Linked DNA regions of Mus musculus: region 2 is linked to region 1. The links are chromatin loops, found by intact Hi-C in ENCODE. Cell type or tissue: left cerebral cortex. All regions are shown on one strand. Each heading gives the region's core, and the rest is flanking DNA. Links, peaks and the distances in the headings are about the cores only.

Region 1 (16,731 bases), core at 3,091-11,090:
GCGTGGAGAAGTATGTTGGGAATCGCGGGTGCTAGCTGAATGGGTTATGGGGAGCAGGGGCAGACAGAAAAGAAGTTGAACCTACAACCTAACTAAGGCTACATGACATTCTTCAGATAGAGGGGTGTATGTGTGTGTGTGTGTGTGTGTGTGTGTGTGTGTGTGTGTTCAGGTGGGTATTGAACTCCCTAGAAAAGGTCAGAGAAGGGAAAACCCTGTCAATGAAGGGAGTCCTCTATTATGCCCAGAAGGCTATCAGATCAATGGTAAGACTTCGACCTTAATTAACAGAGTTTCCCCACAGATTATGTTCTGTGGTCTAGTTGTTTATTCCAGGATATTGTTCATCTATTTAAATTTTTGCTTCCAAGAGTTTAGCTATTTTGTAAACCTAGATTCAGGAAGACTTGGAGAATGTTACAGAATCAGAGGAGGATGGCATTCTAGTGTGTTTACCTACCATGTTTTTACTTGTCTCAGATGCCTGCTTTAATAGACAGTTGTAAACATCTGACACTCATCAATATCTTTGCATTGATAAGGAGGAGGGTAAAAATTACCCTGCACTCAAAGAACTAACCTCTGATTAAATGAACTGGTGTTTGTGAACATTTGCATTTGTCTAATTCACATGCACATCGAGAGAAATTTGCAATCTAGTGAAAAAGAAAGACTAGGCCATAAATAACAGTAATGTAAAATCTAAAATGATTAATCTGCTCTCGTGAGCCATAAACAAAGAGCTTCGAGAGCCCTGAGAAGGTAATTAATTTTAATCAGAGGGCTTGAGGGCGTTAAACTTTACTGGGTCCCAGCCTACATAGAAAGCAAATGCAAACCTCTCTGGGCATTTCCCTCAGCTCTCTTGAGTACAGTGGGTGGTGGTATAGTCACCTGCTAGCCTTGGTTATGCCATACTGGGTTTTAGAGGGTTCAGAGCTCCAGGGTAGGTTTTGCTAGAGTTTCTTCCTATAGGCCTTGGATAGTTGTTAGAACAAGTTGAGTGCAGTGCCTGTTCCTATCTATTTCTCTAAAGTGTATTGTCTAGCTTCGAGACTTTTGGCAGTGGTGGTGGATAGAGTCTCTCATGCTTCTACTGGTTTTTGGTCTAGTTTTGTTTTGCTTTCACCTGAGAAGACAACTTTGTATTCATTGCCACTTTGTTCTTGACTTTTTCTAACTGGATATATGTTGTTCAGAAGTTAAAAAGCTAAAAGGATCAGCCAGGGCTTCCTTTAAAAGAAATGCAAAAGCTTGAATGTATATTACTAAGTGAAGTTATCCAATATATATACAATCGTGTGTATATGTATATGTGTGTGTGCATGCCTGTGAATGTATATATGAGTCTATGTGTGTGCATGTGTATGAGTGTATGTGTGTGAGTTTGTATTGCATGAGTGTGTGTGTGTGTGTGTGTGTGTGTGTGTGTGTGTGTGCTACACACAGTGCTTGATTTCAATTATGTGATATTTTGGAAGAGATAGATCTATGAAGACAGTCAAATTAACCATGGTTGCTCCATTTCAAGGGGAAAGAAAAGGTGAATAGGTAAGACACAGAGAATATTGAGGGCAATGAAATTAGTGAATGGGATTATAAATGTGGTCACATGTCATTATTCATCTATTCAAGCCCATAGACACTAGTAATAGTCAACCCTAATGTAGACTGTGCACTTTGAGAGATAATGATGTATCAATGCTGTCTCATCACTTGTACCACATGTACCACTCTGGCTTGGGATGTTGGTGGCTAAAGAGGCTGTTTGGGAACAGAAAGTATAGGGAAACTGAATTTTCCATTCAGTTTAGTAGGACCCCAGGACTGCTTTAAAAATTGAAGTCTATGTGGGAGGAGTTAGAAAAAGGGATGTAGCTCACTGGTAGAGGACTTACTTAATATACACAAGGGACCATACTTGATCTCTCATAGCACTAAGAACACTGAAAACACATGCCAGCACACACACACACACACACACACACACACTCATGCACATACATTCACACACATATTGTCATACACACATACCCACACATAAATACACACACTCATACATACATACATTCACACACATGCACATTCACACATATACTCATACATATACTTACACACAGCCATATACACACACTTATACACACTCTCATACATATGCACGCACAAGCACACATACAAACACTCTTTTACATGCACACTTATACACACATGAATATACACACATACACTCATACACACACACATGAACACACTCATATACACATACTCATACTCACATATGCACACATACACACTCAGGCACATATGTAGACACACACCTTCACATACATGCACACTCATACACACATGCATATACACACATTCACACACATATGAACACACTCATACACACATACTCACCCACACATGTATACACATACACATTCATACAACATTTATATACACATGTTATATCTATTTTTTTTGTTTCTTCACTCCTCCTGGCTCTTTTGATTCTCCAGGACTACCTCCTTTATCTGTTGGTCTATATGTAAAAGCAAAAAAAAAAAATTATGCACCATCTTTTATTTCTTGTGATAAGCATTTGAATTGTGCCTTGATGTTCAACTTCAAAGGAGCATAGCTCAGATATAGAAAGGGCAAAAGGAAAAGAAACAAAGCAATAAAGGAACTATCATTAGCAATTGCTGTGAGCCATTTCAATGTTCCCTGTTTGTGTTATCAATCAAAGAAAAACTCTGAGTGTATTCTGGCTTATGTAAGATCACATAAAATGTGTGTTTATAATGATGAGAAAAGATAGTCTGTCTCCTCTTCAATCACCATGGTAACCTCTAAAAGCAAAGATTGTGTCTGATTAGGTTGCCCTTCTCTGGAAGAATTGACCAGAAAAAAAAAATCTCTTTGAAAAGTTTAAAGCAGAGAGTAAGATAAGGCTGGTCTCCTTTCTTTTTGGCCTCTCCTTGACTCCACGAACAATAGTGAGTCATCCTAATTTTTGTTCCCAGTTGCACAAAGGGTGGTCCACTTGCCTCACGAAGAATCCCCCTCAGGTCCGTTCTAGGTGAGCGTCTCCTGAACACCTCTTCATCAGAATTCCAGACAGCCTTGTGATTGCTGATGAGGGAGGGGATCAAGAGCACCCCCAAAAGAAGAATAAACCATTGGGAAAATGGCTAGATCTGCTCGGGGTAAGCACTGACAAAATGGACAGGGAATTCGGGCTCAATCATGCCATTCTAAGATGCTTCTGGAGGCAGGACAACCCCAAAAAGGTGGGCACAGTGAAGGAGCAGGGCGATAATTCCTTGCCTGGATTATTGGAGATTGACATGAAATTCCTGCTCCCTTTCTCTTTTTCTTTTGTTTTTTCCTGAAATTTCTTTGCAATGATAAAATTCTAGTAATCTTTGCAACTATAAAATCTGTGCACAATCTGGTTCCACCCTCCCCTCCCCCCCCCCAATGTTGTTATTGCTAAATCTAGTGCCTATCAAATGTAGTGTAAATCAATTCTTCTGTCCCTTTGATCTCATTTCCTAAATAATACAGTAACTAGGTGCACTGGTGGCTTCCTAATAGGAGGAGGATTACCAAGGAGAGGAGATGGTATCTCCATTCCTATGTAACCGAGACAGTACAAGTTTACTGGACACATGGTCTGTGGGGATAGGCTTAGACAAAATTCATGTGACTTCTGCCAAACATTTGCTAACCCTTCGATGCCTAATAAACCTGAAAGATGAGCACTATCAAATGTCATCGAAGTCCCTTACATGACAATAATGAGGTCATGTTACCAACTTTACACAGGACAAAAATAAAATCTTTGCATTTGAATAAAAGATGACAGATAAAAGTTATTTTCCTCTTTTATTGAAAGAAACTGGATTGTGTCTTGTGATTATAAATGATTACTATAACAAATTTAGAAACCCAAAACTACACAGATAATGGAGAGAGAGAGAGTTCTACAAAGGCCTGTGGTGTTCATTTTCCAGCGTCACTGAAGCAAAGGCAGGAAGTTATCAAGCCTCATACACCACGTTAAAACGAATTAATGGATCCATCCAATACTTTTGACTAAAACCTACAACTAAAATATTCCATTATAAAATGAGTATCTCATATGTATGTAGCAACAATTAAAAAAAAGAGAGAGGCCATCGATTTGAAAAAGAGCAAGAAGAGTGGAATTATCTGGGAGGTAGGTTTAAAGGGCAGAAAAGGGAAGTCGGGGATGATGGGCTTCTATTGTAATCTACACAAAGAAAAAGAACAATTGTAAAACTTTGTGTGGGGTGCAGGTGTGAGTGCATGTGGATGCCCAAAAACAACCTTAGGTGTCACCCTTAGAAACATTGTTCACCAGCTCTGAGAAAGGACTCATTGACTTGGAGCTGTCATCTGGGGCAGAATAACAACCAGTGAGCTCCAGCAACCCTCCTGTCTTGGCCCCACCAGTACTGGGATTATGAGTTCCAACCACCATATATTCCATTTTTATACATGTTCTGGGAATCAAATAAGGTCCCCATGCTTTTTAGGCCAGTGGCTTCACACCTTGAGCCATCCTCCTGGTCCCAATAAGTTCTTGCATGATCATGTGGCGAACACATGTTGCCTATGTACTAGATATATTTGGACACTAGTTTTACAGGAACTTACTGATTTCCAGAATAACTCCATTAAATATTTAGTCATATAATCATATCATTAGATGACTGGGGGGCAGAGACACAGGGAAAGTTAGGTAACCTGCATAGGCTGAAACAACTGGCCAAGAGCAATGTCATGATCTGACCCTAGAAGGTCTGACTTCAGGGCTCTGCTCTATTAAACAGCAAACCATACTACAAAGCAGTGTTATCGGTAATGTATATGATGCACTGAACCTATGGTGACTAAAAGGATGTATACACACACATATGCATAAGCACACATCTATGTACAGCTATTCCTCATTATCTGTAGATTTATCTACTTGCTAAATTCTGTGACTTCGTAAACCAATACGGGGGGGGGGGGGGGGAAAGTTCTAGGTGGAGTGACGCACTACTGCGTTTTGGCAACTCTTTTCATAAATGAATATCCTTTTCATGATCTAATAAGTGCTGGATTTTCCCAATTTTTCTTGTTTCTTCTTGATAATTTTATTCTTTAAAGCACTTTTTGAGGCAAGTGTGAATGTGCTGTCTAGTATTCCTCCATGCATGAATATTGCTGTGTGCCTTGCCAAGAAAACGTGTGACAGAAGAGCTTTGTCCAGGCATGAATTATAATGCCATTGACTGTGAGTTCGATGTTAATGAATCATAAGTAAGATGTCTCCACACATAAAATAAGATTATATATTGATCAGTAGACAAGAGGCTTACAGAAACCTGCTTTTGTGTTCCCCATAGGAACAGTACTACAATAGACACAAAACTCAATTTGGTGATCACAAAGAACCTGTAGAACATAGTTCCTAAAGTCAAGAGAATCAAATATACATGTATAATGTGCTTTGAATAAGAATGGCCACATAGGCTCATATATTTGAATGCTTGGAGGGAGCACTATTTGGAAGGGTTCATGGAAGAAGGGTGTCATTGGGGATGGTCTTTGAGGTTTCAGAAGCCTAGGCCAAACCTAGAGTCTCTCCCTCTTCCTGCTGCCTATGGACCAGATGTGCAACTCTCAACTTCTCCAGCACCATGTCTGCCTGCACACCGGCTTTCTGCTAGAATGTCAGTTCATATTAAGCCTCTGAAACCATAAGGAAAACCCAATTAAATGTTTTCCTTTATAAGAGTTGCTGTGGTCATGGGGTCTCTTCGTGGCAATGGAACACTGACTAAGTACATAATGTATATTCTTATTTATATGTATATTGTCTCAGGAAATATTTTTAATTCTTTATTTTACTTTTGAGATTATAATATAATTACTTCATTTCCTCTGTTTCTTACGTCCTCCAAACCTTCCCGAAGACCCAGTCTTTGTGTCTTTAAATTCCATGGGCTCTTTATTCATCAATTGATGAATTGATGAATATATATTCCGAGATACATAAAGACCACCTGCTCAAGGTGTATGATGTGACTTCTGCGCATGGTCTCAGATCCCCAGACCAATCATAAGAGGATGGTAAATTCTGTGCTGTGTGTGTTTGTGAGGGGAGTTAAGAGATTAGAGAGTAGAAAAGAAGCAATATTTACTTACCACCTCATGGAATTTATCACATGTATTATCCATAAAATAACAGACAGCACTAAAGAAATAAATGAAAGAAAATTTCTAATGCTTCCGTTACTCTCACCAACAATAATTTGAAGAAGCAAACATTTCATTAGTAATTGCTCAAGCTTTCAAAATGCAGATAGAACACACACTGGCTTCTTTTTACAAGGACATACATTAAGTCTCCCCTCCCTTTTTCCTCTAGCCTTCCACTCGTCAGCCCCTCCCTGCACTGGCACAGATTTCTGATAACAGACTTCCTGTCACCCAGGCTATCTCCTTGTGCTGGCCTTTCCACGGTACCCACACTGGAGAGACAAGTCCTGTCATTGTTCTGAAATGTAAGGCAGGAGCTTAGATGAGGAGATATCAAACAGAGAAGAAACTTCCTGTAAGGTCTATTTGGTGGTGGTGGTAGTTGTAAAGTGTGTGTGTGTGTGTGTGTGTGTGTGTGTGTGTGTGTGTGTGTATCTCTGTGTGTTTACTTCTAAGTATGGCTATGAGTTTTTTGGAAAAGAAAAGAACTCTCTATTATAAGTCACCTCTTATGCCCTTTATACATTTTATTAGTTTCTTATTTGACTGGAGAAAAAGACAAATATTTTAATTTTACCAGAGGAAATGGACTACCGGTGAATAAGCAGCAGCCTGACATCCAGCCTTCTATATTCCCAGTATACAAGAAGATGGCTATCTCAGTACATCCGTTGTTTTCAGGAAAGACACTTGAACAGGGTTAAAGACATTTTGTTTGCTTGTTTGCTTTAGGGAAAATACACATACTGATACTGGCACTGGACGAATACAGAAGGGGCTGTGCATTTAGAGTTCCTGATCGTGATGGCTTCTAGTACTGAGCTATGTTATTAGTCTCAAGCCTGTATTTCAATTAGACTGCTTCCCCCACCTCTCTGAGACTGAGTTGTAATGCTCACTATTTCCTCTAGAGGGAGAACGGAACAGCAATCCACCAGAACGGTATTTATGGAAAAACTGGGTCAATTAGAGTAACCCTGAAGATTTTTTCATGACAGAAAAACACGAGTTTGCCAGGAGTTCCATAAACCAAAACACAGAGTGGTTACTTGCAATAAGTGGCCTTCTCTGTGTAACCGAGTCACCCTTTGTAATGTATAGGAATGTGGCCTCAGTTTGCTGTCGATATTAAAGCAATAGGGAAAAAAGTTGGGGGCACACACCTCATTTCACTCACTTTACCCACTCACTTTATATAAGTTATAAAGATGTCTCCATTACATTACAGATGATAAGCTCATTAGAGATGTTTGCAAAGCTGTGCATTTGAGTCGCAGTCTTTATGAGCATCCCCTGCTCGAGCACACATGCAAGGTAGCATGAGTGAGGAAGACAATCTGCAGAATGAGCTATTCGGTACATAAAGACACTGCCTAGTACCTCACATCGGGATGACCATCCATTCCCTCCTCCCTGTACCATTTTCCAGGATAGCCAGCATTTGGCTGACATGATCCAATCCTTTTAAGTTTCAGAGACTTGATTTAAAAAAAAAAAAAAAAAGCAACCCTGTTTTAAGATTTGTGTGCCTTATCCAGAAGCTCCCATCAATGGTCGCCACCCAGCTACTACACATCCTGAAAAAATAAGTATCAAATGGAGCCAAGACCAGCAACTCCAGGAATAAAGACTCCTACGAGACAGCAATGGTGATAGGAAATTCTCCTGTTCATCAGTGTGGTGCCCAGTTCCCCACCCCCACCCTGATGATACAGTGACATCATTGGTCAGCAGCAGCACTGGCCTATTTTCTGTACTGCTTATGGTGGATTGGACTGGATGGAAATAAACATCTTATATAACAGGCAGGCTGTGCTTCCTGTCTTTCTCTCCCTACCCAAGGAGATTTTCCCAGTGTGAATTCTGCCTGTACAATTAACATTGGCCAAATTTCAGTTGAAAAAAAAATCTGTTAGGGTTTTAAGCAGATTAACAAATACAGCCCATGGATGCTGTCCCCTATTCCTTCTCCTTTATACGCATGAACGCACACACACACACACACACACACACACACACACACACACACACACGAGAGAGAGAGAGAGAGAGAGAGAGAGAGAGAGAGAGAGAGAGAGAGAGAGAGAATCTCCGAGTTTGCCTCCCACCATTGCCTCCAGGCCCCCTGCAATCAAAACAGCTTTTTATCAAGAGACAAGAAAAGCAAGCAAGTTAAATTGAAATTGGTCTTGGAACAGTTGAAAACAAAATAAAAGATTGCAGATTAGAGCTATTGTCCCATCTCGGAGATACAAAGCAGACCCCCCTCTGTGCTTATTTTCTCGGCATTGAAACAGACAAACCAAAGATTATGAAAGGGTGCATCCTGCCCTAAGTAGCCTTCAGCATCAAGAAGAGTACAACCCTAGAACCAGACATGTGCAATTGTGATTTGTAATGATTAACCAAGACTCCCTGAGCTTTGTCTCATAAATCTTGCTTTGTGTGGAACCGTTTATGAATCCTTGAACTTGAGCATTTTATTGTAGAGGCTGCTTCTGAAGAAATTACGTACAAATGAGCCTTCAGTATGATTTTGCTGATTCCAGTACAATAAGTCAGAGACAGCCGAGAGCTAAGGGGCGGGGAGGAGGAGGGGGGAAATGGTTGAACAGCTTAGTGGAGACTCATTTGAAATCAGCAAAGTGATGCTATGTTGGGAAGGAGGAGGTTAACTGACCTAGTGGACTTTGTTGGTGAAATCATTGTGCAGTCTTGATGCAGTCAGTATTTGAACATCATATGCATGCCTCGAACATGGAAAATACCAAAATAATCTGAATAACATGGAGCTTGAACTTGGCATTTGAGGATTTTTTTTTCACTGAACTACTGATTTGCAGTCCAACTTAGGAACATGCTTAGGAGCCAATTCAGGGGGTAGATGATGAATTAAAAGGGCCAGAAAGATTGCACGTGGCAGAGAACCAGAAAAATTTACTGCATGATTGTGTCTTCTAGAAGCTTCACCCATGATACACCAACAGTATGACTGCCCAAACAAGGCCTGAATGAGGACGACACCCACAGATATGGTACAGTGGAAGAGGGAAATCTCACAGGGACACATTGTGCCACTAGTCAAAACAATTACAGGCTACTAAGGAATTGTCCAAGTGGTAGAATCAGTCGTTCCCAAGGCTGGGGATAACTCCTGAAGGCTTATCCAATACTGAGCAGCCGTGCCTGAAATCACATGCATGCATGTAACACTAAATAGACCCAGCAGGTTGATTTATACATGTATGGATATGTGTAACAATTTTTAAAGAAGCCATACATTTTAGAAGGAGGGAGGGCACTAGAGGAGTTGGAAGGAAGGGGAAAGAGGAAATGACACAAATATATCTTAATTAAAAAAAAAAAAAGATAACCTACTCCTTCCTCTGTGGGGGAAAAAAGATTACAGAGTGTCCATCCTAAGCAGGAACCATTTTGAAGAGACTGAATGTGACTCTCTCTCTCTATGGTCTCTATTCATTGATGCAGAGTCGACATATTTGGTTAAGAAAGTCAGTCCTGTGCAAAGTGCATGCCACACTTTTTATCCATTTGGAGATTCATGTCTGAGTTCAAAGGTGACTCACTGTTAAACAATATGCACTAGTATAGCACATGCATCTTTCTTCACCTTACACCCATGACATCTGCATTTCTGAAGGTAATGGGTCCATGTTCATTCTGCAAATTCTGCAAATTCAGAGAGATGATGTAGCAGGAAAGGTTCATATTTAAGTGTCTCCTTCAGTTTTTCTATCCATAAGAAGCTAAATAATATGTTAGACTGCTCTCTTTTTTCATCTTTAGTATGAAGACAATAATGCCTTTTTTCTTTATTAAAATATTTTATTTATTTACATTTCAAAAGTGGCCCCCCCTTCCCAGTTTCCTTTCCCAGAATTCTTCATCCCGCCCCACCCCTGCCCACCACTGAAAGGGTGCTCCCTGACCACCCACCCCTACCAGTATTCCTCTTCCCTGGGATATCAAGTTATTACAGGATTAAGTACGTCCTCTCCCACCGAGGCCATAAATGGCAGTCCTCTGCTACACAGGAGCCTGCCCGGGGCCTCGAACCAGCCCGTGTATGCTCCATGGTTGGTGGCTTAGTCTCTGGGAGCTCGGGGGCAGGGGCAGCAGGGGGAGGGCCCAGGTTAATTGACACTGTTGTTCTTCCTATGGAGTTGCAATCCCCTTCAGCTCCTTCAGTCCTTCCTCTAACTCTTCCATATTGGTCCCTGACCTCAATCCAATGGTTGGCTAAGTATCTGCATTTGTCTCAGTCAGTCACTGGTAGAGCCTCTCAGAGAACAGCTATGCCAAGTCCTGTCTGGACGCACAATATGGAGTAATAGTGTCAGGATTTGGTGTGCATACATGGAATGGATTCTAAGTTGGGCTAGTCACTGGGTGGCCTTTCTTTCAGTCTCTGTTCCATTTTTGTCTCTGCATTTCTTCTAGACAGGAACAAATCTAGGTTAAACATTTTTGAAGATGGGTCCCCTGCCTCAACTGGGGGCCGTGTCTATCTACTTGAGGTGATCTCTTCCAGTTCCATCTCTCCACTGTTGGGCATTTTGCCTCTCATTCCCATTGAGTCCTTGAATTGCAGATCTCTGTGACTTTCTAGAGGTTCTCCCTGACCCATAACCCCTACTGCTGCATATATTAATTCATTTTCCTGGCCTTCTAGGACTCCCTCCTGTCATTCACCCTACCTGATCCTGCCCCTCCTTCCCCTCCCCTCTCCTTTACCACCCAGTTTTCTCCCTCCCTCCCTCCCTCCCTCCCTCCCTCCCTCCCTCCCTCCCTCCCTCTGCCTCCCATGATTACTTGATAATTTCCTTCTCCTTGTAAGTGATTTTCAAGTATTCACACTTGGGTCTTCCTTCCTGTTAAGCTTCCTATGATCTGTGAGTTATATCATGGGTCTTCTGACTTTTTTGACTAATATCCACTTATCAGTGAGTATATACCATGCATGTCTTTTTGGGTCGGATTACCTCACTCAAGATATTTTCTAGTTCCATCCATTTGCCTGCAAAATTCATGATGCTCTCATTTTTAATAGCTGAATAGTATTCCATAAATGAACCATATTTTCTGTATCCGTTCTTCTGTATCCAGCCTCTGGCTTTTACAAATAGGCTGCTATGAACATAGTGGAACACTTGTCTTTGTGGTATGGTGGAGAATCTTTTGGGTATATGCCCAGGAATGGTTCAACACCCTTAATCATCAAGGAAAGGCAAGTCAAAATCACCCTGAGATTCTGCTTTCCACTAATCAGGATAGCTAAGATAAAAAACACAAGGGACTTTACATTCTGGTGAGAATATGGAAAACGAGGAACACTCCTCCATTGCTGGTACGGTTGCAAACTGGGACAACCACTCTGGAAATCAGTCTGGTGCTTCTTCAGAAAATTGGAAATAGCTCTACCTGAAGACCCAGACGATGATGCTTTAAAAATATTTTGAGGACAAACGTAAGATTTCTAGTGAAATTTAGGACAAATTCCTGGACATATATGCACGCATATGTTGTATATATGGGACTTTGAATAATGAAAATCATATGTATTCATTTTGTAATTTCACAGAAAAAATAAAGATTGAAATGTTTAGCCTTTCCCAAACAAGAGAAAAAAGCTTTTTTACTTTTTATAATAACTATTTGTTTATAAGCTTAAGAAATGATGAAGACTGTCTCACTCTTTCTTGTGCAAATACAGCTATTTGCAGAGTGTATAGTGTTAAAATTAATTTTCAGTTGTTGAATCCAACAAATATTTTGTGTTTAACAATACAAAAGGGAAATAAAAATCTTTTAGTGTTCATTATTGTCAAACAGATTTTAGAAGTGCTAAGAAAAGATAAACTAAAAAACAATAACAAGGCATTTAGAAATTACATAAGACTGAAGTTTTGCAAGCACTAAATGAAAATATCAGTTAATTTAAAGGTTAATGTTTTTACATGCATTTCAAGGGTGGAGAAATATTTATGTATGAAAAATCTGTAGACTATGCTTTCTTTGACTTTTTGACAAATATTTCGAAGTATTTTTTACATTAAGGAGGTCAAACCTCAGGCTCTTAATTGATAATTTAAAAGAAACAAAATGATAAATATCTTCAAATGAATATGATTATAAAAAGTACATATCTTTATACAGTGGTAACTTAGAGAAAACATTGCTATGTGTATTTCTGTAAACTAAGAATGTTGAATCCTGGTGCTCTTTATGAGCTTCGAATCACCTCTGCTAAACCTATTGAAAGTTTGCTGGCTTTATGGTTTAGAAGTAGCTGCTATTTCTAAGTAAATTTGAGATGAAGGAAATTTACATTTCATGGATTCTGGATAGGGAAGTAACAGCTTTTATGTCTCTGTGTAAAACCCAGAGGCCAGCTTCTTTCTTTATTAAATTTTATAATGTATCTATCATAGCTCCCTAATTAAAGTCACACATGTATGATTCATGTTTTGAAATTCAATTGCTTTCCACTTTCCCTAATTTACCATATATTATGTATTGAAGTGGTCTTTGTGTGCAATGAAACAGTACCACAATGATTGTTTTGCTCATTGGTTAAATCTGGCCATTCATAATGCTGAAGGGTTAAAAGAAAGAGTTCTGTCTTTCCTAAATACATATTCAACTGTGTGGCTGGAAAAGTTGCATTATTTTCTTATGCTTACAGAAAGCTTGCATTTAAAATTTATTCAAGAAATACAAATATTTAAATATCTATTCAGTTCCTTTTACACATCTGGAGTATGTCTGGAACTAAGCTGAGAAGGAGCTCTGCTCAAATTCACATTCTGGATGAACACACATGGAAACTCTCTTTAAAAATGAATAATAGAGTTCAGAGACTCAGAAGATCCATATCCATTCTAGCAAGCAGTATAGCCTCAGCTCAAATGTTAACTGAGCCTGAACTCAGCCTGGGTAAACTTCTATGGCCAAAAAAAATTACAATTCTTATGGAAATTTCCATTGATTTAGAGAATATGAATACACAATGCCAGTGTTGTCACACTGGAAAGCAACCTATGCTATGATGAGGAAGAGCTCTGTAAATGACCAGAAAGAGAAGTGTGAGTTCATGGAGTAGACTGGTCATGGACCTAACCTGTGTCAACAATGTAAAGGAAGTGAGGCCAACCTGATTGTCTTTCCACCACAGAAATTAAACTAGAGATAATCTAGGAGGAGTTGTGGGAGGGGAAAACACGATCAAATATATTCTATGTCTGAATCTAGCTGCATTTAATTTCATTGAAGGTTTTGCCTTTTTGCCACTAACATACAAACAAGACAAAGTATCCACTCATGATTATGGTGCGTTAAGGAAGATCCTAATTTTGTAAATGCATTGTTCCATATGAGCCAGGGACAAGCAGGGCAAATGAATGTATAGCCCTATCCCCTGAGGAACTCAGATCCAACCCCATGGTGATTACCTTCCAGCAGACAATGAGGTCAACGCATTTCAAGGCTCTTTAGAGGTCACTATGTATTTTGTAATTGAGTAGATATTAGAACACAAAATTGCATCTCTCATTTGTCATCCTCTTAAACTTCTGTATTGCTGAGCCTGGGACTTAACAACTCTGGGCTGCATTTTTCTGTCTCTGTTTCTATACCACATCTTAGCTCTCATCTCACCTCCTGTTTAATTTATTAACTCATCTTCATTATTTTTCAAAATAGTTACTAACTTTTCACTCATGTATTCCTTGGGCTTGCTTTAAAATTTTTCTCAGTCATCTTTGTTTTCCTCTGTCCAGGAACAATTAAACTGATACTGATTTTTTTAACAATCCCACAGATAATAATTATTTTCATCTCCACCTCACACAAATTCTAATTTGAGACATAAGACAAAAATATGCAAATGGAAACCCAAGTCACTTTTGCATCACTAAAGATTAAGAACATTGTCAGATGTTTTGTATATAAAATATTTACATTATGATTCATAGCAGCAGCAAATTACAGTCATGAAGTAGTAACAAAATGATTTTATGGTTGGGGTCACTATGACATGATAACTTTAATGTACATAGCTCTCCTGCACCTCAAAATTTTGTGCCTAAGTTTCTAAGTGACAGGTTTTCATTTATTATTCATTTTTTCATTGAGACATAGTTTACAAGTAAAGAAATTTCTAGAACCTAACTCTACAGTTCAATCAGATTTGGTAACTCTACACACACAAATCTGTAGTAAGAGTTAGAATCTTTTTAAAATTCTTTAATCTCAGTGTGCCACTTCCTTGTGGATCCCTCCCCATCTGGAGGCAACTGTCATTCTGATTCCTCCCACCATACATCAATATCTGACTTAGAAATACACATATGCATGATTATAGCATTTGAAATCTCCAGTGGCTTTGTCTACTCACTCAGCGGGGTAGCTGGAAATTGCTCTGTGTTTTTGTTCATATTAGTATTTCATTCCTTTGTATTTCCATGTGATGATTTACTACATAAATAGATAATAGTTTGCTTGTCTGATCTTATTTTTTTCTTCTATGAATGAATATGAGTGTTCTTTCTGCACTTTTGAATATGTATGTGCATATGCATGTTCAATTATTCCTCTGAAAACGTTTCTCTTGGATGAATGCTTGAGATTGTGCTGGGTCATGAGACAGAAGAACATTCAATTTCATAAGAAACTATCAAATATACTTTCACAGTACATGTGCCATTTAATGTTCCCATGGCCGTGACTTTTCACCATCATAATGTGACAGCCTTTTGCATTTTCCTCTGCACAGTAATATCTCACTCTGATTTTTGTTTCATTGTAATATGATGCAGATATCTACTATTATTAAAGCCCTCCTATCACACTAATTTGTTTTGAATAATACAGCTCCCAATACCTAGAACAAATTTTACTCTTGGGGAAAATTATGAATTAATGCTACTTAGCAATATTTTAAGAACATGACAGAATCCCTTAGTATTTAAGTAAAGGAGAAGGCAGGTATAAAAATTGGCTTGTTTGTATTTTCAATTGTATTTGATGAATGTGGATATCTTGTTGGCTTGTATATATGTGTACCATGTGCCTACCAGATACTCATGAAGGCAAGAAGAGCACATTGGATACCCTGGAACTAGACGAACAGATAACTGTGAGCTTCCATTTAGTTGCTAGGAACTTATGTCCTCTGGAAGAACAGCCAGTATCCCTAACTTTTAAGCGATTCTTCAATCCACTGGCTTGTTTGTAATTTTTGTTAGGACACCAGTCTTGTCTACATATTATTCACAACTCCTGGACTTAAATGGAAGAGGCCTACCAGATGGAACTCAGCATATGACTTAACATTGGTTATTTGAAAAGGCATGCCAGATTTATATAAGCATCATTTAATTTTAAAATTAAAACTTTATCTTAAATTTTTGTTTTATTAATGACATCTTCCAGACATGGGTTAAAAGGTCACCTTGTTTAAACATGATGAACATGAATAAAGTGGGAAGAACAATATCAAAAAAGTATATGTGTCTCAAGTCTAAAAATGGAATTTCCATTCCTATGCATAATATGAAACCCAGCTATTTGGCTCCAGCCACCCAAAAGAGAAACTAGGAGGCCATGCCATGCTGTGGGTTTGAATGGAGATAACCTGAACTGAAAATGCAGCTCGAGAGGTTTCTTGCTCACAAATGATCACCTAGACAATTTGCTATTATAGCAGTTATAAAAAGGGGACCAACTACAAGCCTACTGGTAACAGAACTTGGCAGTGTTGTCCACACAGTTCTGGTTTTACAGGCATGTACTATGTAATGGTCAGAGAGGGTCACAGACAACTTGTACCAAGTTTTCAAAAATCTACCAAAGCCAATTTGCGGCAAGGTTGAATTCTCTGAAAGGTGGTCTTGAGAGGCAATTGTGTAATATCTAATTGGGATTTTGGAATACCAGGACTGCATCCCAAGGAAGAAGCTATGCGTACTGCAAGTGACAGAGGTGGAGGAGTGGGGCTACTCAATTGCATTGGACACAGTTGATGGCACTAAAGACCCTGGTACCTGACATGACACTGCTGAGTTTTGGGTTTGCCCTGTTAGGTTTCACACATGCTTTGGGTTGTCCTTTCCTGACTCTGCTTCTATTCCGTCTCTGAGAATGGGGATGTTTACTCCAGGGTATTGTTTATTGAAAGTGTGTAATTTGATTTTTATTTTATTTTATTGGGGCTTCTAGGTGAGAGGCTGCTTTCAATTTCAAAATAAACATTGCACGTTTGATTGTGTTTCAAACTGTTAACCTTTTGGAGACTTTTAGAAACTAAACACATTTTTTGTTATGAGACAAACATAAGATTTAGGCATCAGGAGTTAAGTGATTATCTTTAGAATTGTGTTACATTCATTTAATTATTTTGTGAACGCAGAGTTACATAGCAGGGCATAGGTGAAAGGCATAGGTGAAGGA
Region 2 (16,731 bases), core at 4,903-12,902, 210 kb after region 1:
AAGGTCTAGAGAGGGAAAGTCTGGGATAAATATTGTGGAAATTTTAGGTAAGCCGATATGGGTAGCACAAGTCAAGTCATTAAGAATATCTACTAACAGCCTTCTGGGTGGAAAACAAGCATTTCCTCCATTGAGGAGACATTCCTACGTGATTAACATTCCTGGTTTCCTTTGTAATCTGTGGGCACAAGAACATTTGTGACCACTACATCCAAGAACCATGCGTAGCTCATATCCTGACCAGTCTTATTCTTGGAAAGGTTTGTTCAGACATACCTGCATCCTCCATAATCTGTCAGGACACATCAGTTTTTGTGGGTCATATTTGACATTGACCCATTTCATAAATAAACCATTCAATCAATCGTCTTGAGAACTTGCTTATCATGAAGCCAGGGCTACAAGTACACTGCTTACCCATCTGTTAGAGGGGTAGATGGGTGTAGAAATTGTAAAATAGAAAATGATTTGGCTAGAAGTCACAGTGATGAGTGAAGATAAGTGGTACCTGGAACCAGAGTCCTTCAGATATGATCACAGAGCCATGCTCGCTCCATCTTTGGAGGAATGAAGCCATCCACTAGGTGGAGGGTCATACATATCTACCTTTCTCAGGTGGACTCTGATGTGTTCCAGAAATTAGTCCCACTCCTGTTTATATATAATGAGGAGTATTTTCTAGGTCATTTAATAGTACTTAGAGAAATAAGCAGTATCGTCTGTGGGACTATTTTAAGCCCCAATTTCAGAACTAGATGAGGAAAAGAATTAAACTTACTCAAACAAAAAATAGCAAACCCGAATTTAGCAAAAATGCATAACAGTCTTTAAAAAGAAATGAATAGATCAAAAATAAATTTAATTGTTCAGGGACCATCAATAAATAAGAAAAGTATAAATCTTTTCATACTATTGTGAATTAATAAAATCCATATAAGAGTAACAAGGACATATACTTTTGTAAAAGTTTTTTTAAAATTTATTTATTTTATGTATATGAGTACACTGTTGCTCTCTTCAGACACACTAGAAGAGGGCATCAGACCTAATTACAGATGGTTGTAAGCTACCATGTGGTTGCTGGGAATTGAACTCAGGACCTCTGGAAGAACAGTCGGTGCTTTTAACTGCTGAGCCATCTCTCCAGCCCTTTTTAAAAGTTTTTAATAATAAATTAATTAAATTATGCATTAATTTTATGCTGATAGAAAATATATAATCCATCTTTGTTTAAAATTAGAATGAATTATTTATAATTGTAGAATATGATCTACATGTAACATCTTTCCTCTACCCTACTATTGAGACAAATCCTTTAATAAAAGGACCAAAGAAGAGTGTTCATATTCTAGTGGAATATCCTGTGCATATTCCGTAAATGCCTGACAACACCACCTACCCTTCTCTCCCATACCACACACATATGCAGCAGCCCCTGTTATGTAATAAAACCCTCTCTCTTTCAATTACCTCCTGCAGCATCTCTCTAGGCTTGTCCATAAAACCACCTCCCTTGTCTTTAGAACCACTCTCCTGGCACATATAAACACAGCCAGAAAAAAAGCAATTTGTGCACATAAACTAAAGCCCATCGCTGTCAGTGGTGACACAGAGCATGGGTTGGATTCTTGCTATGAAACAATTCTTCATTGAGAACAAACAGCAATGGAAAGTGATTTACCCTGCTTACTCCACATATTCATACTTTATTTATCATTGCAATTAGTTCCATGCATATCAGAAGGAAGGAGTGCCCACTACATTGTCTGCAGAATGGATAGATATCCCCCCCAAAAAATACTTTTAAAGTAGTCATTAATAACTTTTATTTAGAAATATGAGGAGAGGGACAAAGAAAACAGTATTACTAGAGTATGAGTACACATCTATTGAAATGATTCCAACACATGTCTAAAAACAAAGGAAGAAAATGAAAAGTGGGAGAGGAGGTTTGATGAGGAAAAAGTGTGGAAGCAATGAAAAACAAAGTGGGTAGTTTTAGGGCCTGAGAGACAACCCACCCTCATGCATTAATGATACAGTCATTATGCTTGCCTCCGTGCGTGCGTCCGATGGTCTCAGTACCGAGGTATACTGTTAATTGGGGTTTATGCACCTCTGAGTCAATTAACTTTGTTTTATTAATGCATAATTCAATATTGTTATGTATAGCAAAACCCTTAAAAAGGATTTTTGTAATTCCTCCTTGGGATGTGGCCTGAAATATTTCAAGGAAACACCCACTGTCAAGTGCGTGAAAATGAATAATTATGGGAGCCCTAAAACCCCACAGTTGAGCAGACAAGACAGCTGCTATTATTAAGCACTGCAAATTGAAAGTATGGGTCCTATCATTACAAGAACAAAGACATTGCTGGGATAATTATGGAAACGCTATAGCTCCGTTTTTCTGCTAATGCTTCTGGTAGAATGTTTAAAAGCCTCAAAAGGTTAGGAGAGAGAGCTTCGTTTCTGAATCTCGTTACTCACTTCGATGAATGCATTTTTCTACCAATTGTAGTCATAACGGAGCTTGAGATCCCTGCTTCACTAAGATAAGAAAGCAAGAAATTAAATGATAATAAACATCGTGTGGGCTCGGTGGGGGGGATATTGTTTAATGTCAGCGGTGACTGAAACCACCTTCTAGATGACTGAGGCTTTGTTGGCCTCCTCTGTTTATATTAATTTCTCCTTTTCAAAGGCCATTATCTTAAATTGCATGTTATATAACTCGAGCCGCCTCCCTCCAGCCCACAGAACCACTTCGAAAGCAACTTGATGATGCATATTGTCGGGGGGGGGGGGCGGGGGGGGAGTGGAAATCACTCCTAGGCTTAGCATCCAAGGAAGATTACAATCTTGAGACTGTAATGGGAATGGATTAGACTTTGTACAATTTCCTTTTGTCACGTGAATTGAATCCCGTTGTGTTCTTTTCTATGCTGCCTTCAATCACTGTCTCGCACACAAAAATGATCTTTGAAAGTGTTAGCGTCCCTTAAGCTACCCTGGCCTGCTTTTAAGACAGCCAGAAGCTTACTGTTTGATTGGCTCTGGCTTCCCCCTCTGTGAAAACAAAACAAGGAGAGTCAAACAAGCCTGCCTAACAGATGATAGAACCCTGCAAAAAAGCAACCCCCCCCGCCCCCCTTTTTGCCTCAGGCAGCTCCAGCAAGGACGGTTGAGATTTTCATGTTGATCACATGCTAAAAACAAATTGAAAGGAAAGGGAGAGCATGACCACATAAATCCAGTCCTGCGCCAGCAATTGTAGTTCCTTCCAGAGAGAAAATGAGGCACCATGGACGTCCCTAACTGCACACAATATGGCTTCAAGTTTCCAGAGACCACAGGTTTTCCCTCTCCTGTCAGGCTCTCCACGTGCTCGCTGCTTCCAAGGTTAAAACGGAGCCATTCAGACATCAGTAGCATCTATGGACTTTGATAGTGCCTTGAACTGACCAACAGCAAAAGAGGAAACAAATATGCCTGTTAACGCTGGAAGTGAGAGGCTCCCTGCTTCAGAGCTAGATTCTGTTTTGATCTCTGGGGTCTTTGATGTTGGGCAGAATTGCTGCTGCCTGCAACAAGGTCCTCGGGACTTTGGGTGCATGCAAATTAAACTCATTTGGTTGAAGTTGAAAAGGAAGCTATTTTTGCTACTTATTTTTGATGTATGGATCTCATGGAACTATAACCACCAATAAATAACTGATTTCCTCAAATAATATCCGTAAAATTTTCCACATTAAAGTACACACACATTCTTTCAAAACTATATGCTTTCACTAAGTTGAAAAACTGAAGCTGTTCGCATTTTATTATCTGCTCCAAGTGGCTTGAGCTATCCCAATTTATGTAGAATGCTAGAACATTCATTTGTTGAGACAAATGTCTCAAGTAGCAATGAAGAAGGTGTGATTTAAGGACTAGGAAGCCAGAGGTGATACTATCTTGGATCTGTGAGGTGTGTTCACCACGTGGGATCCAAAATCAGCTTGATCTTTGAACTGATTTTACTCTGTGCTGTTCTTGGTAGGCTCAGACTTAAGTTGTAGCACATGTCCCTATAGAAACTACAAAACATTTCTGAGAGGATAAAATGGTTTTATACTTACATTCTTTGGTAAACTTGGAATTGAGAGTCAGCATCAGCTACACAATCCCACGGGAATGAAACTAATATGGTGGCAAACTAGTCTGAAAGAGTCTCCTTCAAGTCCTGTTCGCTGATTAGCCCTGATCTCTCTCAATATAAAAACTGATGAGACTGAAGTACCAACTGAGAATATTAACACATGTGCCACTTAATGACAGGGACACTTGGAGATTTACAGGTTTAGCAGTGTGCAGAAATCAAGAATGAACTTAAATGAAAGTAGGGAAAAGTAGAGGATATGGTCCACTCAATGTGTCCCTAATGCAATCAGGAGAGAATCACAAGATGCCCGAGGCTTACTCTGGCCAGAACACAGCAACATCATTCCAGAGCTGCTTTTTTTTATTATTATTATTTCTTTTTATAATGAAGAGAAGAATAACACTCTAAAATAAAATAAAACTTACATAACATTAAATACCCAAGTCAGTAATGACTGTTTCAAAACCTTCTAGTATTATATATCGTTTGCAAGTCTCAGAGCCAGATACTCATATACCTGGCATCACAGTAGGTGTGCTGACCACAGCTTAGTAACTCATTGCACTAAAGCATGGTGGTGGCTATGAAGTCACAAAGCGATGGGATATGGTATCTCCCCTACCATCTATAGAATTAAGATCATTTATGGCTGGCATTGACTGAAGGGCTATTATGTGGCTCAGGATACTAATAGCAATCTCTTTCCTGTAAGAGGCTCATTTTAAGGGCTTCACATGTGGATTCTCTTACAGCATGATTTCACTTATTGAGGAAATATTTCTATACTCCTGCATCAGATAAAGCCAAGGCTTGAAGACCCACTCTTCACTCATGTTGGCTCAGCTACTAATGCTCATTTTGTCTATTATTTACTAATGTCTATCACATTAACTGACTCATAGAGTTAACTCTCCAAGGCCTTTCAAGACACTAGCTGATTTTTCAGTAAAAAAATAAAAAAAAAAATCATGTTAGTTACAAAAGTCTTTGTACAAGGTTGGTGACAGGAGAGTGAAGCCACAGGACTCAGTACAACAACTATTCCTTTTGCATTTCAGGTACCAGAGGATCCTGTGGGTTGCCACAAGACAAGAAACAGGATGATAACCTGAAATAGACACAGAGCTATTGCTATAATTGCCTGTCTAGAAGTTAGGTAAATCATCTAAACTGTAAGGTGGGAAATTTCTCTTATTACATAAATCAGAGTCTAAACACTTTTTTAAATGGGCATATACCTTCTGTTAATACATTTATTGGTTTTGGTCCTATTTCATAATTGTTTTGACATGGTGAGCAGGACTCGTCCTCTAACATTGGGGTTCTGCCCACTGAAGGCTAGGGAAGTGTGTGACTTCCCTTGTGCATCAGGGTTATCTGGAGCCAGAAAATTAATTCACATGAACTGTCAGTGGGAATCTGTGCTTCCATTGAATAGTTATGGTCCTTCAGACATTATTCTTCATAACAAGACATCAAAACTCCCTCAAGAATCCTGCAAGAGAGATGAGCATTTCCTGGAAATTATGACTTATCTTCTATTATCCCTATTTCTATTGAAATCATTTCCAATTACTGAAGGATAATAGAGTCAATGACCAACTCTGGAAATAATTGCCTGTGTTGGAAACAGTTGGTATGCAGATGCTCTTCAACTCACAGTGAAATTATGTCCCAAGACCCACTCCCTTCAAGAAATTAAAAATGTCAAAGTAGATCTTGTATCTTGGGTCTCTCAGAGACGAGTGGCACAGGAGAGCTCACTGGCCACAGAAGCAACAAAGCTTCTTGGACAGGGTCCCTTCGGGCCTTCATCCTCAGCCAGGAGGCAGAGCTGAGACCCAGACCAATGTGCACCTTCTCTGCCAGAGGAGAGCTTGTCTGCAGAGAGTTCTCTGATCACTGGGACTCAGAAGAGAGTTGGACTTCCAGGAGTGCTGACAGAGGCTAACAGAATCACAGGAGGAACAAGCTCCATCCAGAGACAGCTAGAACATCTAACACCAGAGATTACCAGATGGCAAAATGCAAACATAAGAATCTTACTAACAGAAACCAAGACCACTCAGCATCATCAGAACCCAGTACTCCCATGACAGTGAGTCCTGGTACCCCAACACACCCAAAAAGTAAGATTCAAATTTAAAATCATATCTCATGATGCTGGTAGAGGATTTTAAGAAGGGCATTAATAACTCACTTAAAGAAATAAAGGAGAACACTGCTAAACAGGTTGAAGTACTTGAAGAGGAAGCACAAATATCCCTTAAAGAATTGCAGGAAAAAACTGCTAAACAAGTAAAAGTCCTTAAAAAGGAAACACAAAAATCCCTTAAAGAATTACAGGAAAACACAACAAAACAGGTGATGGAATTGAACAAAACCATCCATGATCTAAAAAGGGAAGTAGAAACAATAAAGAAAACCCAAAGGGAGACAACTCTGGATATAGAAATCCTAGGAAAGAAATCAGGAACCATAGATTCGAGCATCAGCAACAAAATACAAGAGATGGAAGAGAGAGTCTCAGGTGCAGTAGATTCCATAGAGAAGAACATGGGCACAACAATCAAAGAAAATGCAAAATGCAAAAAGATCCTAACTCAAAACATCCAGGACATAATGAGAAGACCAAACCTAATGATAATAGGTATAGATGAGAATGAAGATTTTCAACTTAAAGGGCTAGTAATAACTTCAACAAAATTATAGACCTAAAGAAAGAGATAGCCATGAACATACAAGAAGCCTACAGAACTCCAAACAGACTGGTCCAGAAAAGAAATTCCTCCTGATACATAATAATCAGAACAACAAATGCACTAAATAAAGATAGAATATTAAAAGCAGTAAGGGAAAAAGGTCAAGTAACATATAAGGGCATTATTAGAATTACAGTAGACTTCTCACCAGAAACTATGAAAGCCAGAAGATCCTGGACAGATGTTATACAGACCCTAAGAGAACACAAATGCCAGCCCAGGCTACTATACCTAACAAAACTCTCAATTACCATAGATGGAGAAAGCAAAGTATTCCATGACAAAACCAAAATCATACAATAACTTTCCACGTATCCAGCCCTTCAAAGGATAATAAAGGGAAAACACCAACACAAGGACAAAAATTATGCCCTAGAAAAAGCAAGAAAGTAATCCTTCAACAAACCTAAAAGAAGACAGCCTCGAGAACAGAATCCCAACTCTAACAACAAAAATAACAGGAAGCAACAATTACTTTTCCTTAATATCTCTTAATATCAATGAACTCAATTTACCAATAAAAAAACATAGACTAACAGACTGGCTACATGAACAGGACCCAACATTCTGCTGCTTACAGGAAACATACCTCAGGGACAAACACAGACACTACCTCAGAGTAAAAGACTGGAAAACAATTTTCCAAGCAAATGGTCCAAAGAAACAAGCTGGAATAGACATTCTAATATTGAATAAAATCTACTTCTAACCCAAAGTCATCAAAAAAGACAAGGAGGGACACTTCATACTCATCAAAGGTAAAATCCTCCAAGAAGAACTCTCAATTCTGAATATCTATGGTCCAAATGCAAGGGCAGCCACATTCATTAAAGAAACTTTAGTAAAGCTCAAAGCACACATTGCACCTCACACAATAATAGTAGGAGGCTCAAACCCCACTCTCATCAATGGACAGATCCTGGAATCAGAAACTAAACAGAGACACATTGAAACTAACAGAAGTTATGAAACAAATGGATTTATCAGATACAATTTGCAAAACACATGAAATCAAGAAAAAAGGAGGACCAATGTGTGGCTACTTCATTCCTTCTTAGAATGAGGAACAAAATACCCATGGAAGGCGTTACAGAAACAAAGTTTGGAGCTGAGATGGAAGGAAGGACCATCCAGAGACTACCCTAGCTGGGATCCATTCCATACACAACCACCAAACCCAGACACTATTGCATATGTCAGCAAAATTTTGCTGACAGAACCCTGATATAGCTATCTCTTGTGAGGCTATGCCAGTGCCTGGCAAATGCAGAAGTGGTTGCTCACAGTCATCTATTGGATGGAACACAAGGCCCCCAATGAAGGATCTAGAGAAAGTACCCAAAGAGCTAAAGGGCTCTGCAACCCTATAGGAGGAACAACATTATGAACTAACCAGTACCCCTCAGAGTTTGTGTCTCTAGTTGCATATGTAGCAGAGGATGGACTAGTCAGCCATCAATGAGATTAGAAGCCCTTGGTCTTGTGAAAATTATATGTCCCAGTACAGGGGAATGCCAGGAAGCTGGAGTGGGTGGGTTGGGGAGCAGGGCGGAGGGAGGGTATAGGGGACATTTGGGATAGCATTTGAAATGTAAATGAAGAAAATATCTAATAAAAAAAGATTAACCATCAGAAATATATATATATATATATATATATATATTATCAAAGAGTGTGGGTAACAACTGAGATCTCTGGTGAGCAATGAACATCTACATCCTGATCATTTGGTGACCAGAAGCTTCTGGCTACTCCCACCAACACCCTATGAGATGGTATTAGCCTGGTAAAGGAGCAACATTGAAAGGTCAAAGGATGACTTGTTCTGAACATGTATCACATTTACACTGTTCCAAAGTAAAATAAAAAAATTTAAGTTGAGTAAATTTGTTTTTGAAGCAACAATAGCCATGATATCAGTAAACAATATGTTCTATACATGCTGATAATGTGCTTTAGAATCATGGCTCACTGGTTTTTCAGACAGAAATAATCGCAATGAAGATAGTTGATACTACCTATGTGGACTACTCTCAGAATTTTATGGGGAACATTTTTGTTGATTTACCCCAGTGAGGAATTCATGAGTGAAAACTATATACTCAGTGTCCAACAGAAGCTCAGATTGTCCCAAATAACATATAAATGTGATTTCAGATATTTGCATGGAAAAAATGCTATATTTTTATTACACATTTTTTAAGTTAAAATTTAGTATCATATAAGATTATTAAACTTGAGTAATAATACTGATTTTTAAAACTTGCATGGATGTTAGTTTCATCACTTCTTATTTCACTTCCCAAAGTAGAGAGAATGCGTTATAAAATTTTGACTACTGGAAGATTTTTCTTTTTATCTGCTAAAGCTGAAATCAACAAAGGGAAAATGAAGACATAATTGGATAGAACACACAAGAGTTCCTTTTGGAAGCTTTCGCAGTAGAATATGTCCAAGCAAGAGCTAATACGGTAGCTCATGAAGGATGAAAGTAGCTGACGTAATATTCTAAAACCGAGCTTTGGTTAAATAGCTTAACCTTCTTAGCTCTTATTGAAGCCAGGAGGGAAGTGTTGAGTTCAGCAATTTTTCCTCAACGGCATCTAAGAGAACACTTTAGAAAGTTTTCCATTGATGCCAGGGCCAAGTTTCTGTTGTGTTGTAGAGGGCAGCAACTCTGCTTCCTCTCCAGGCCCTCTGGAGGATCACTCTCATTTCCAAACAGAACTCTCCAAGACTAAAACAATGCCTAAGAGAAGCAGGCTGGAAATCTTGGCTCTCACAACTCTAACTTGGAAGTATTTACATTCCTTTGTATTTTAGCCCATCTGGGTCGGATGAATGAAGTCTTGCCCAAAAACTGTGACCTTTGAATAAGCTTCAAACTGCTCAGTGGGCCAGTTGGAACAAATGTTCAAGAGCATCAAAGAACCATCTTTTTAGAGAAAGATAAAGATGAAGGCGAGTGTAACTATCCCAGTAGGATTCTGTCCATCTTCTTAATAATTCAATCACCTGTGTAATTATAAAACCTAAATTGTGCTCACCTCTGTGCCCTCCTTTCTTCTTACATAAATGTAGTCAAGCTAGCTACAGTACAGAGCTATCTTCAAAGAATATCAGTTATTTTTTTCTTTAAAGCCAAAGGATGATTAATGAAAGAAAATGTAAATCAAGAGAAAGCATCTTATTAATTAAAATCCCAAATTGAGCAGCATAAATTAGATTGGTTCAAGATAGTAGCTAAGTCTTTTTACACACAAAAATAAGCATGAACATATGAAATGTTCACTAAGTTGTTTTTTGAAGAAAATGAGGGCTATGATTAATAAATGAGTATGTCTCTATAATGTTTGGAAATGCTGATTAAAATTCCATTTCAGAGATATGAGCCCATCTAAAACAGAGTGCTCTAAATATGATTTTGCTCATATAAAGATTGCAATTAATGATGTTGATGTAAATAAATATTTATAATATGCTTAAGTGCACTTGGTGTGTTCTGGATGTGTTGGGATCTGTCATTCGAGTTCCATTTATATTACCTCATTTCATTCTTAAAGATTCTCGCTCAGTGAGGTCACCATTCCGTTGAGTGACTAAGTACTGTGAGTGACTTGTCTTAGCTCTCATGAATTTGGAATGAAGTTAACATAGAAATGGTGACTGATTGAGCCAATGAGCCAAAAGCTCAAGTGTGTGAGTAAAAGTTCAGAGTTCCCAGCTTGTAATAGTCAAGGATGAACAAGATGAACAAAAATACTACAGGGATTTCACAGAATCATGGAGAACCAAAAGCCAGGACTCAAGAAGAAGCAAGATGAAGAAGTTATGTGGGAGCTGCTAAGGGTGGCTCCTGCCTCGAAGAACTGCTCCTCGTTATCTTTCCCTGCTTTCTAATGGCTGCGATCATTCTTCCTGGCTTGCTGTTCCAGCCACAAAGAACAATTACTAGGCTCTCCTTTCAAATCTTACATTTCTGTAGTACAGAGTAATGGAACCTCTCAGCAGTGGGCATTTGTGAGGCCTTCCCGTCTTCTGACTCAGACAACAACAACAGTCACTCCATGGGACCATCATGACTGCTGGGGAACACCTTCTTACATTTATGTGGAGCAATGGTCTCCAAATTGATAATTTCTTGGACAGCTACATCCAGAACTAACTGTGCATTTAGCTTTGCAGAGAGATTTACTCACCCTCTAGAAAGCAGATGCCCTCCAGTCTCATCCTCAGTGGTCAATAGTGTACCATAACGTCTAAGACCATCTGGCCAAGTTGTCAGGTCTTCTAATCAGAAACTGGACAGCACATCCCCACACAATGTTGAAAGCTTTTGGACATTAGAATTAAACTAACTCAAAAGATACAGCTTTGAAGCAATACACTGGTGTAGAGAGTAAAAAACCCCCAAATGGCCTGCTTTGGACTTGAAATTGAAAGTAGAAGACACAGGGAAGAGATTTCTCCAGTTACTTGATCGACTTAAAGACAGACTCTCCAAAGAAAAACACAGCTGCCTTGACTCTTTTTACTGAACTTGCATTAACCAGGGAGGATTAAGCTCAGATCACACAGAGACAGAATACTGAACGACACACAGAGAGTCTGAGGAATTTTGTCCCAGCACCTCGTTCCTTGAGCTTATTGCCTTTAAAAACCCATTTTCATTCCCCTCTAAGAGTGCCTTACAGCCCCTACTGCACTACATTCCCTTCCTCCTGTGAAGAGGCATTTAAGCTTCAACCGTATCCCCCTTTGAATGTCATGGTTTGTATGACTCTCATGCACACATTAATGAGAGCTTGGTTTTCTCCTGTTGATCTCTTGTGTTTTCAACTACTGAACCGTTAGATGAAAGGTTTGAACAACAACAATGACAAAATAAGCCCCATTTGATATAGTGAAAAAGAAGTGTGAAACCATGGCAGATGCTGGATGAAATACCTCTTGGGAGGCCAAGTTATATATCAGTTGTCTGATAACAGCGGTTTATGCCACATCAGATGATCAGCACCACCTGATTCATGCTTCTCCTCTCTGAGGGAACGTTTTATTTCTTCAATCCTTCTATCATACGTTACACTCTGAATGTGGTTTTTCTGTACCTCCACTCCTCCTGTTCTTCTCACTCCTCTCTTCCTCAGATTCACTCCTCCTCTTTCGTTTCCCTTCAGAGAAGAGTTGGCTTCCCAGGGGTGTCAACCTAAAATGGTGTAATGAGTTACAGCAAGGCTAGACACAAACTTTCATATTGAGACTCGACTAGACAAACCAGTAGGATGAAAAAGGTTCTAAGAGCAGGCAAAAGAGTCAGAGACAACTCCACTCTCCCTGGTAGGAGCCCCCCTAACACCTTAAGCTAAACAACCATAGCATACATGCAGAGGACCTGGCTCAAACCCATGCATGCTCTGTGAAGCCAGATCCCTAGGAACACCGAGCACTCTCCACCCAAGACAGACACTGAAAACTCTTCCTGCCTCTCCTGCCTGCAGCTTTTCCTGGATAGTATTTGTGTGAGCCCTGATTGAAGGATGCCATTGTGGGCCTCTTAGTGTTTCCTAAATTTGCCCAATCAAGCACTGGCAAATGTTTCATTGTGTAATATTGCACAGAGATCATCTCAATTTCACGATTCTGGCTTTGGGTAGTTTCGTCATGAGAAAGTAACCTATCACATTTCTGTGTGTACATGTTTAGGTGTGTATCAGTGAAGTATAAACTACAGCTTCGTTGGTGTCAGAAGTATTCTACAGACAGAAACCTATGGAAGAAATGGAGGAACTGAGTGGGATCATAAAATACCAGAACAGGATAATAATAGCAATGATGGTGTAAATTGTGTGCGGCAAATACTGGTGTCAGAGCTGTCCCCTCAGGTATGACGTTCTATGTCTGCCAATGTCAGACATAAAAACACACAATGTACCTGTGTAAATTCAGCACATTAAGGGCTTACCAAGAACCAACCTATCACCTCTGAGGAAGCAATCAGACACAGATTACTAAAGTAATTGCATGTGGTTGAACAAGTAGTACACCCCACAGACCTAGAAAGTACTTCCCAGGTCAGTCATAACAAATTTTCATATTATTGCAGATGTGTAACAGATAACGACAAATCTTAAGGAATAAAAGATGCCCTTTTCAAATTGATGCAAAGAAGCTATCCAGGGTAAAATAATAGCGGTTGTCATTTCCCGGTACATCAGAGGCAACTGAGATAAGCTACAAACAAAACTCCCCTTCTATGTTAACAAATGCATCTTCCAAAGAAAGGCATTGCTACCTTGGGAAATTGAGCATTTAGTCTTTTGTTCCCAGTCAGGGACTCCTAACTGTTATAATCAACACTGAGCATCTCCCAGGTTTTGTTTAGGAAGGAGATCCTGAGTTCGCAATTAGATGCACATTTCTACTTTCATCTTTAAAAGCAAGGGGAAGAAGCTTTGAAGACAGGATACTGGTTAAGAGTGTCCACTGCTCTTATATAGGATCTGGGTTCAGAAACTACATTGTGTAGCTTAGAACATCCTGTAATGCCAGTCCTAGAGGACTTAACTCAATCCTCTGTTGCCCTTGGATTTTGGCATATATGGGACACACACACATGCATATATACGATTTAAAATATTTCAATTTAAATTAACAATAATAAACAAACACTTTCAGGATATAGAGAGGTGGTTCGCTATTGGAAAAGGCATTTACCATGCATATGTAAGGACCCGAGTTCAAATCCTCAGAACCTCTATAAATTCTAGATGGGCATAGTATAGTGCTTGTAATCCTAGCCGAGTATCCTCAAGGCAAATTGATTAACTGGACTTGATAAGGTAATGGGCTCTTGATTCAAATGCATGGCCTACTTCCATACATAAGATGGTGAATGATCGAGGAAGGTATCCAATATTAACCTTTAACTTACACACACACACACACACACACACACACACACCTACACACACACGTGCATACAACCATCACACACACAAATTGTGTTTAAACTTTACTCTACCTCCTCATTTCTTGGAAGTAAATTGGACATCCTGTAAGTTTTCAGAAATTATCTAAGATGCATAGTTTGTATTGCAGAGAAAAACTAAGAAGAGCGAGATAACAAGGATCCAATGTTTCCCCATCTGGCTATAGACCTGGGGAAACAATGCCGAGGACCAGCTGGGGTAATAGGGCGTTTTCTATGATTTCCATCACCCCATTATGAGATTGGCCAAATCAATGGCTTATTTTATAATCTGAAAGCCAAACTAAAGGTGAAAGATTTTTTTTTTCCATCTTGTCAGTAACACTAGGCCTGGATATGTGTGTGTGTGTGTGTGTGTGTCTTCCCTAGGGAGGCATGCAGCAGGTGTAAGAGCCCGCGGCGATTGCTGCTGGCCGTTGATTACTCTCTGTGTAATTTGCAAAGCTCTGTATTCCCACAGCTTTGTGTAATATATCAACAGTAATAGATTCATAATCATTATTCAGCCTACTGGAGGTTTGGTCACTGTGACAGATGTCTTCCCAATTTTCATGTTGCGGGCTCTCAATTTTTTCCCCTTTCCCTCTGGAAAATATTTAATATAAAAATCTATCTTTAATGCATTTGGTAGGAAGTGTGCATCAAGAGGTGACACTGGCTATCAATCTCTAACTCCTCTCGAGTACTTAATTAACTATGATGAGCCAAGAACGTGAGCATTTGCCACACTTAGTTTATCCTCACTAGATTTTAGGGCAAGATCAACTAAACAAGGCACATTTACAATGACCCACTGAACAAGGCACACTTATGCAATGTGGGTGCGTTTCCATTTGGTACTCTGAAAGGTATGAGATTGGGCTCTAGATTTCAAGGCACTGCTTTATCTTAATGTCTCGGGGGTCTTGTCTTATAACTCTTTCTAGATGGCCTTCCATTTTAGTCTTAGGGATTCTCAGAACTAGATAGAAAATGTAGAATATTTTCTTAAGTGTAGCCTGAAGATAGACACCTTATGATACAAGATAGCTCTGACAGAGGCTAATGCACTCAGTCAATACTGTTCTTATTTCTCTCTCTCAACTTAGGGCTTGTCCTGCAAATAAATAAGAATGGAGCACCCATATCCCCTGTAATTGTCATTTAGCTTAATAAAAAAAATAATGATCTCTTGAATCATAGACATGTTAATATTTACTTACTGACTCTTAAGGAACCACTTTTATTATTCTAATTCCTTTGGATCTGAATGAAAATTAATGTTGCTATTTTTTAAATATTTACCATCTGGTTTGTTTTATCCGATTGCTCTTGGTCCTAATTTCATTCCCTAACATATTGTACCAAATGTTCTGTTTTAAAATACATTTGAGATTATTAAAGACCACCATACTTAACAATGAGTTAAACGTTCTACAAAGAAAGAGTAAAAGACAAAGAGTAACATCCATTAACTCTTTCCTGCCAGGCATTGTGGTATGCATGAGCCAGTACTCTAGAGGCAAAGGTAAGGAATTTCAAATTTGAGGAATACATGGTGTACATGATGAGAATAATACCACCCTTAATTATTTAGGAAGACCCTGTCTCAATAGATGGATAGATAGATAGATAGATAGATAGATAGATAGATAGATAGATAGATAGAAGGTATAGCTTTCCTAAGGAAAGTTGGCCTCTACACCATTAGATTACATCGAGAATATAGGTTAGAAATATTACAAAGCATGTGGCTTCCTCAGTTAAAGTACTCTGGAAATGCTAACGCATTTCTTCTTCATTCACATGTTTCTTACTATTCTGACTGAAGTGAGAGGTTGGCAGGAAAGAACTGCAACAGTCTATCTATACTAGAGTATGGGCAAGACTGGGATTTCCATACACAGCTCTTTTTTCCTGCATCTGAGAACAATTTCTTAAAATGACATTAAATAAGAATGAGTTAATACATAACCTCTGATCTTCAATGCTGCCTGGTCCACCAAGTGTATCTTTCAATGACTTTCATTTATCTATTCTTTATTACACTAAGAAATGTTTTAGTTGTATTAAAACTAACTAATTGAATGTTAATGAGAAATATTGACATAATGTACTAGTAACAAGCTTCATATGCAACAGACTAAAAAGACAGTATTATCTGCCTAATTAATCCCACCATTAATCCAGCAGATATACATTAAAAGGTTCTTTCCATCAGTAGAGCAAAATTAGATTCCATGTAAGCCATGGACTTTGACAGTGGCTGCCAATACCAGCACCTTCATTATCTAAAAAACAAAACAAACAAATGCAACAAACAAGTAGGTTTTGCTTCTTGCTCAACATGACACACAGGTTATTTCACAAACCACAAAGAATTAATTATTGGTTGATTGTTTGGTGTCCTGATTCTAGAAATTTTTTTCTCTTTCCTTTGCAAGAGTCATATTGCACCCTGTTTCGATGCCTTATGAGTAAATTAAAATCCTGTATCCGTCAGATTTTTCATCGCTGTAACAAGTACATGGAAAACAGCTTATATTGAAGAATGGTTTGTCAGTTGGTAACGTCTGGATGTGATTGGATTCTGAGGGCTCAGTTTTAATTGTTGGATTATTTCGATTGATGATGATGAAGTTCCAGTTGTCAAGTCTGTGAAGGAGATTTCATAATTCAAATCATAACACAAGTGAATTTAATGCTGCATCCTTTTGTTCTTCAAAAAGAACCACATATACACTAGACAGGTCTGCTTGCTTATCCTATATTAAGTCTGTATGAAACTACTCATACTTGCTTTTGAAGAATTAAATGACCAGTACCATTGTAGCAATAAAAATGCAATGGAAGGATGA

What was found. Peaks named below come from ENCODE experiments on the same cell type or tissue, not always from the same donor. Only the 100,000 strongest peaks of a DNase experiment are listed, where the experiment ranks them.
Region 2: it touches region 1 in a loop (2.5-fold over the local background); 2 of 42 quality-filtered maps call a loop at or near these places.

Annotation. Positions count from the first base shown.
Region 1 is chr10:97,150,877-97,167,607 of GRCm38, reverse strand. No RefSeq gene overlaps it. Among named protein-coding and RNA genes, the nearest start is that of Gm34044, 77 kb to the left of the region's middle. In left cerebral cortex, for the core only: a CTCF peak has its summit at 7,162; DNase peaks (open chromatin) are centred at 7,184, 7,455, 8,069 and 8,586; H3K27ac peaks cover 1,227 bases.
Region 2 is chr10:96,941,963-96,958,693 of GRCm38, reverse strand. It overlaps Gm33981 (a long non-coding RNA gene), which reads left to right. Exons shown (of 3, transcript XR_380715.2): 2 at 5,203-5,321; 3 at 12,610-12,944. Among named protein-coding and RNA genes, the nearest start is that of Gm33981, 8.5 kb to the left of the region's middle. In left cerebral cortex, for the core only: no CTCF peak of the experiment used is centred there; a DNase peak (open chromatin) is centred at 9,632.